Regions from separate parts of the Homo sapiens genome. Here region 1 is linked to region 2. The links are chromatin contacts, found by Hi-C or POLR2A ChIA-PET in ENCODE. All regions are on one chromosome and are shown on one strand. Each heading gives the region's core, a stretch centred on a gene start or an enhancer-like site at or near the end of the contact. The rest is flanking DNA. Distances are from core to core; before and after follow the strand shown.

Region 1 (3,779 bases), core at 181-2,680, 530 kb before region 2:
TGACTCACCCAAAAATAGCTTATGAATATGCCACAGGCGGAAGGGCATGCTGTTTAGTTCTTTAAAACTTCCTGCCAAACTGAAGAAACTGAACATACACAGATATTTGGGGACTAACTCTGAGGAATAATGAGAATTTAATCCCTTGTAGTCTTCAGGGTTAGCAACAGCTTGCCTGACATGTCCGGTTACATCCTGTTTGCTACACATGTGACTCCTCAAAAAAATAATAATATAATATTAATAGCACAATGTTTCATTGTTAAGATTGCTGTCACTGTGCTAATGGCTCCCCAGTATTTGCAGCCATAAGTAGACTAAGTCACTTCTTGGATGAATTCTAAATGAAAGGTTTTATGAAACAAACATATTGCCATTATGACTCTAAAATAAAAAGCCAGGATTCAATGTAAAGAATTTGACGGCAGCATAAGCCCCTAAAAAGGAAAGACAGTAAAGCATAGTGATTGAAATCTTGGCGGTGATTCCCAGTTCTTACACCGATTATGTCACCTTTAGCAGTTACTTGAACTCTCTAAGTTCTAATTTTCCCATATGTAACATAAGGATGATAATAATTCTATCTATGTCTAGGGTTCTTGTGAGGACTAAATAAAGGCATGTAAGCATACAAGGAATACTGCTCAGAAAATAAATTATCCCATGCATTCTCCTTCTCATAAATGAATCTGAAAACCAAAACCATTAGGTGACCTAAGAAAGATCACACACCTCATCAGTGCAGTGCCAAGACGGGTCAGTATAATGCTGTGGTTAAAAACATGGGCTCTGGAACAAGTCCATCCCGAGTTTAAATCTCAGTTTTTCTACTTGCTAGCTGTATAAACTTGGGCAAGTCACTTAACTTTTCTGTCTCTCAATTTTCTCATCTACAAAAGTCAAATAATAATAGTACTTCTCTCACCAGGTTATTATGACAACTTAAAAACGTAATACATGCAACTGCCACATAACAATCAAAAAAATACGATCGATTACACTAACATTGGGAATATCTGGTTCTTCCAAAAGCAAAGGTTAATGTAAAATATATGTCAACAATGCCAGACTTTTTAAACTTTATCTATAAAAACAGCCCTCACTTAAAAATAAACAACTTAAAAATTGGATATAGTTTAATAGTGACCAGAATATTTGCAGATGTCTTCTCAGATGAAGGTACACGTCTTCAATCATGGCTATGTGTCGTATTTTTCTTTTCCTATGAGGGAAAGATAGAAGACAAGCCATTCAAAAACATTTCAAACAACAACCCCAATTGCTGAAAAGTCACTTTGCAGTTTGAAAAGAATACTAACATTCAGCTGCTCTTGACATTTACAAGGAAATGTAAAGCAATGGAAAGGGCACCACACTCCCCTTTCCAGTTCAGGTTCTGCCACTTGGCCAGTCATAATGAAATTACTTGACCTCTGAGTCACCATCTACAAAATAGGGCATTTAACGATGTCTGCCTTATTACAGTTACTACACAGAACAAGTGTGTGCCATGTTTCATGAAATTTAAGATATTGTATTCATGTTGAAGACATAATATTATGCTATTTTAACTAATATATTCAAAACTATTCTGAAACAGTTAAAGGTCAGAAAACTACTTTTGTTCTTTGCTTATTACATATTCACAGGACATAGAGACTCTCATCTTAAGAAATAGTGAAGAAAAGAAACAGGAGAAAATCTTCAAATCCCAGAGGAAAAAAATTGTTTTAAACTTATCACCCTTGACAGGTGATAAAGAGGCATGCAAGACTACACTTTTTTTTTTCTTTTTTTGAGATGGAGTCTCATTTTGTCGCCCAGGCTGGAGTGTAGTGGCACAGTCTAGGCTCACTACAAGCTCCGCCTCCCGGGTTCACACCATTCTCCTGCCTCAGCCTCCCGAGTAGCTGGGACTACAGGTGCCCACCACCATGCCCGGCTAATTTTTTGTATTTTTAGTAGAGACGGGGTTTCACCGTGTTAGCCAGGATGGTTTTGATCTCCTGACCTCGTGACCCACCCACCTTGGCCTACCAAAGTGCTGGGATTACAGGCGTGAGCCACCGCGCCGGCCAAGACTATACATTTTTATATCTCTTGACAAGAATTAACACAGAGTCCCTCACATAGTAAGTGCTTAAGGCATATTTGTTAAAGGAGTAGATGGGACATAAATAAAATTTTAGGAACCAATTTACAATGGACACCACTATAACCCTATTCCAACCCTATTAAGACCTAATTTGAAAGTCACAGATCTAGACCCAGCCATCGATGGCCTAATAGAATTATGTGGCTATAACTGCCAGTACCTCCAAAAAAAGGTTAAAAAGTGGCATAGATAAAAAAGGTCTCCCCATCCCATGATTTTTCTTCCAGGAATAGACTAGACTTTGCCTTTGCATTGTCTGAAATCCTGCAAGTCAGTTGCAATCCCAAATTGTAACCAAATGGTCAACAAACCCTAGAAACCACATTTCCTACCCTCAATAGATAGGATTTCCAAAATGAAAGTGAAAGTATTCAATGGTCTTTGTACTTCATATGTAACATGAAGCACCAGAAGACACAAATGGGAATGTTTAGTGATGTGGGGGTTGGATGGGGGCTTGAATAGATCATGACCCCTCAGGACCCCTCCCACCTTCCAGGAGAGAACTTGCGGACCAGAACCCTGCTTGAAGACTTCAGGGAGCCCCACAATTCAGACTACTCCCTCCTAATCATATCACAACCAAAGATCATATGAAGACTATTCTTCAGAGTTTCATATATCTGCTGGCAGAGCACTTTGGGTGTGTCAGAACCTCACCAGACAGACACTGACTCATTATTGGATGAGAAGCAAAGTGATAATTAGGTTGGTCATATGTAACTTGCCATTGCCAGCCAAGTATTCAAAGCCCTTTCAGAAATTATTCATTAGCTTACTTCCTTGATACCCTGAAATATTCCTAAGACCACAGCCACCACAGACTCCTGCATCCTCTTACCACCATGAGTTTGCTTCTGTCTCCTCTGATGGCTCTCCTAGCATGTTACAGCGACTTCTGTACAAATCTAATGCAGAATCTTGGAGGCTCTTCTTAGTAGACTCTCAGTAAATATTTATTCAATGCAATTCAGTCACATTTAGAGATAGCAGATAGTAAAGATCACTAGATTTCCTAAGTGCATCTGTAAATCTGTTGCCTAGGTCAGAGTGATAGCAAGTTGTTTCCTTACAGAAAAAACAATGTTCTCAAATGCACTGCACTGAGCCTCAACACTGATACTCTATTCACGCATTATAAAAATTTCAACATGTCTGTCACAGCAGCTTAAGGCCTCTAGGCAGAAAATTTGACTCAGTAAACAAAATTCTCAGAAAGTAATAGAAGCTTCACACACATCAAAGAAATAGTAAAACCTATCATTAAATACATACTGAACAAAAACAGCATGAAACTATTTCTTATTTATTGATGTATTCAAACAGCATGTCCTCCCATCTTCCATGGCAGAGTCCATATCTTATGAGTTTGTGTACACCCTATGTCTGCAAAGTGCTAAGAACAAAGATATTTTGGAACTTTTTGTTACAGAAATAAAGAATGAATGAATATACAATAAAGGAAATTTTAAAAGGAAAGGACAAAAAGACACAAACTCCGGGAAATTAATATTTATTTTATGAGCCTAAGCATTTTAGTATTATTTTTGTGTATATTAACATGTTAAATCTAAAAACAAACCCATGAAGCACAATAAATAACATCTAACCCTTGAACTCCAAA
Region 2 (3,516 bases), core at 477-2,976:
GGCAAGAGGGAGCAAAGATTAAGCCTGATCTTTGTGAAGGAAAAAAGTTAATTCACGAAGATTATGTTTTCTCTGAAAGACTCACCTTTCCCCTTTACTCTGGCCTATATGAGTCAAAATTTTGGATGCTATTCTTAAGAATTCAGGTCATTTCTCTCTCTCCTTCTACTCTTTGCTCAGAAAAGCTTCAGACAAAGCCACTAAATTTACAAACTAAAATTCAGGTTGTGGGTGTGTGTATTTTTGTGTTCTCTGACATAAGAACAGACCAAACATATAGCACTCTTCAAGGACATAGGATAGATGAACATATGTTAATATACAACAGATGTCATGAGAAGCATGAAATACATTTCATGACTCCATAGTAAATTTTGTAAGTCATTGCCACAAGAATTGGTACATAATGAAAATATAAACGTTTGAAAAAGATGAATTCTTACATAAAAATAGATTCTTAATAATTTATGAAAGGTGAATTATTTGGATATATTCTTTGCCCCTTCGAAGTATGTGACAAGTAGGGTTTAGTCTAAAACAGAAACCTCTTTAGCTATTCAATCAGGAAATTTAATTTAGGGTTTACAAAACATTGTAAGACAAGAAAATCAGGGAAACTGCCACAAGTATTCAGGAAATCAGGTAAGGCAGGAGTTGCAGGGGACCTTCATCACCTGTCTCAGTTGTCTGAAGCACCTAAGTAGGTGATTTTCAGGCAGACCCCCAAAAGTCACTGGCAAAACCTCAGATCTGCTATCTGCCAGTGACCCTGTACCTGCTCACTAACTCCAGAGCAATAACAGTGCCTTCTCTTCCACCTTCTCGTGCAAGTGTCTCTCGTTAGAAGACCCTAAATCAGAGCACTACTTACAAGGAGTCTAGAAAACATAGCCTTTATGTTTCTGGGCCTTGCTTCCAGGGAGAGTGAAGAAGGCCCCATGCTGAGACACCAACAGACAATCCTGCTCCAAGTTGAAACCAGTGGAAACAGCGTACTTTTCCTCTGTTTTCTGCAAATGGACTCAATCCATTTAGGCTGAGGCAGGCGAATTCTAGCATGACCCAGTATACCAAACTGTTCTTATGAAAGAACCAGCCACTCCCAGAACCACCAGTGGGTTTAACAACCTTTTTTTTTTTACGGCGTTTTCATTCTCTTAATAAGACAATCCCAGTCTTCTTTTCACTCACATTCACTGATTCCTTTAAAGAGTTAATTCTGCTGAAAGGTCTTGCTCTATGTGTACATTTCTTAACTGGCATCCCTACTAAGAATAGGGAGCAATGAGGAAAGGTTGTGGAAACAAGGGAAAATTAGTTTATGCAAATAAGGCAGAATGATATTTTACCAGGCTGACACTAAATTTATCTTAGTAAGATTGGTATTACAGTATAGTCTAGCAATTTTCCTCCTGCATCTCTGAAACCTTCCTAGCCTGTGACTCAGTTTCCTACATTAAGGGGCTGTTGCCGCTGTAGTTAGGGTAGTCAGAGGAAGGAAATGCTTGCTCACCTTTGCTGTGTTTGGAATAACCACTCCACATCAAAGAGGTGACTCATTCTGTCCACTTGCCAGCTCTGAGCTTGCTTTCTACCTCCCACTACCCTTTCCTGGCTGTGCTGTTCTTGGCTGGAGAGACTTTTCACCAGCAAGTCCAGGTTTGTGGAGCCTGGCACACTTACCTCCCTGAATGATGAGGCTTTCCAAGGTGGGTTGCTCTACAGGTTGGGACCTGAAGGTGACCACCAGTTTGCCCAACCTACCATTCAAGGTGTATGACTCAAAGTCAAGAAGCTGGGCTTTACTGCTCCTCAAACAGCGAAAGGGAAATGAAATCATTTTATTTCCCCCTTCGTGTTAACAGTAAATATGTAAGCTGAAGATGTTATAAGTTCCTATTTTCATTGGATTTAGAGAAACATGTTGCTGCCTGGAATCACAGAAGCCATCAGGTTCATTTCAGTGAACTCGACAGTGTTACTGTAGTGTGGGGCAGATGGTAAATGCTCAGAAAATATTTATTCGTGTTAGATATACCTCTGTCTGGATGAAAACCATCTTGTGGTAAATAACTTCACTGTAGACATTCTTAGAGAGGGAAAATCCACACTTCATTTAATAAAATCCACTACAAGATTCAATATAGAGGAGAATGTGGGCATGGAAAAATAAAGGACTTTGGAATTAATAGAGATAGGTTTGAGATTAGATGCTCTGGGCAACTCCCTTACGTTCTTATCAAATAATGCAGTGTGTGGTAAAGGAGTCTGGAGTCAGATTGATCTGTTCTAGAATCTCAGAGGCCCACTTAATAGCTACATGGCTATTGACGGTTGACTTCCTTAATCTTCAGCTTCCTCATGTAATACATAGAGTAATAATGAAATTTTCCTCATAAGCTTGTTGTAAGGATTAAATAAGACAGTGCAAATAAATGTTCTAAACAGAGACCCTAGGACACAATTAGTATCCAATAAATTTTAGATATATTCTAAACTTGTTACCTAACTTGGAAAAAGAAAAAAATAAAACATGCCATACTCTGCTGCAAAGGGATTTTACAGATTCTGTGAACATGAAGAAAATGCCTCCCGAGTGTGATTTGTAAGCATTATCTAACTTGCTCATTGTCATGAGCCCATTCCTTTTCTCCAGCATTTGAATGTGGGCTTGCTGCTATTATCTTTTGGCATAGTCCTTGAAAATTTGCACATCGGTTTAACAGACCAGCATTTAGAATGTATGCACATGCACCCTGGAACTTATGGAAAAGAAAAAGGATGCTTAGAGCTCTTGATTACTTCCATTAATGATGAGTTTGACAACCTGCATCTGCAAAATCCTCAGATACTTTACCATTGAACGTTCACATTGCCAGCATTCCCTCATGCTTGGATATTTAGGGGAACTGAAATCGACTCCTGGTGGTAGATTGGTGGTCTTCCTTTGACAGACCCTCTTCAGCTTCTTATGGTGTTTTATTTGCTATTTAATGTTCTAAATAAAGAAGATTTTAATTTAAATTATTGGCATGAATTTTATCATTTCATCATATATCTTTATATTGAGCAATACCAGTTTGAAATGCATATATAAGAGCATTTAGTTTGAATATACCCATGTATTTCATTCTTACCAGAACAGTGAAAACACTCTACTCATTCAGCTGTTGTATTTCATATCTTAATATACTACACTCACATTCTGCCATCACTCTCTCCTTTCAACTTACGAATAAATAAGGAAAGACTTTTTAAAAAGTGTGTGCTGCCCTATTTTTCCGTTTCCTTCTTTGTAATAGTCCCTGGACTGACACCTGTTGAAACCAGACCCTTCCAGGATGGTACTGGCAGTAGAATGACCTGACCATGTTAGAGCAAAGCTCCTCTTTCCCCACCTTTCCTTTAAAGCAGCCGGTTAACCTTCTTTGGCCTGCTCTGCTAAGTAATAATGCTTCTGGGGCATTTGGAGAAGAATTGGTGTGAATGGGTTTATATATTACCCAGATGGCCTCA

What was found. A loop is a pair of places that touch in the nucleus more often than their neighbours do. ChIA-PET counts read pairs that join two places held with the same protein, here RNA polymerase II (POLR2A). Pooled maps may share reads with other maps.
Region 1: a map of MCF 10A shows a loop between it and region 2 (6-fold over the local background). The contact joins two enhancer-like sites. A Hi-C loop is called at or near these places in 1 of 168 maps with a recorded cell type or tissue (MCF 10A) and 5 of 50 pooled maps. POLR2A ChIA-PET finds 5 or more read pairs at or near these places in 1 of 52 experiments (MCF 10A).

The regions. Positions count from the first base shown.
Region 1 is chr9:22,208,107-22,211,885 of GRCh38, reverse strand. No RefSeq gene overlaps it. Among named protein-coding and RNA genes, the nearest start is that of CDKN2B, 200 kb to the right of the region's middle. Within about 2 kb of position 1,430, at least 5 of the 41 ENCODE cell types and tissues checked have a DNase peak (open chromatin) inside an H3K27ac peak, as active enhancers do.
Region 2 is chr9:21,683,146-21,686,661 of GRCh38, reverse strand. No RefSeq gene overlaps it. Among named protein-coding and RNA genes, the nearest start is that of MTAP, 120 kb to the left of the region's middle. RefSeq lists an enhancer at 978-2,177. Within about 2 kb of position 1,726, at least 7 of the 41 ENCODE cell types and tissues checked have a DNase peak (open chromatin) inside an H3K27ac peak, as active enhancers do.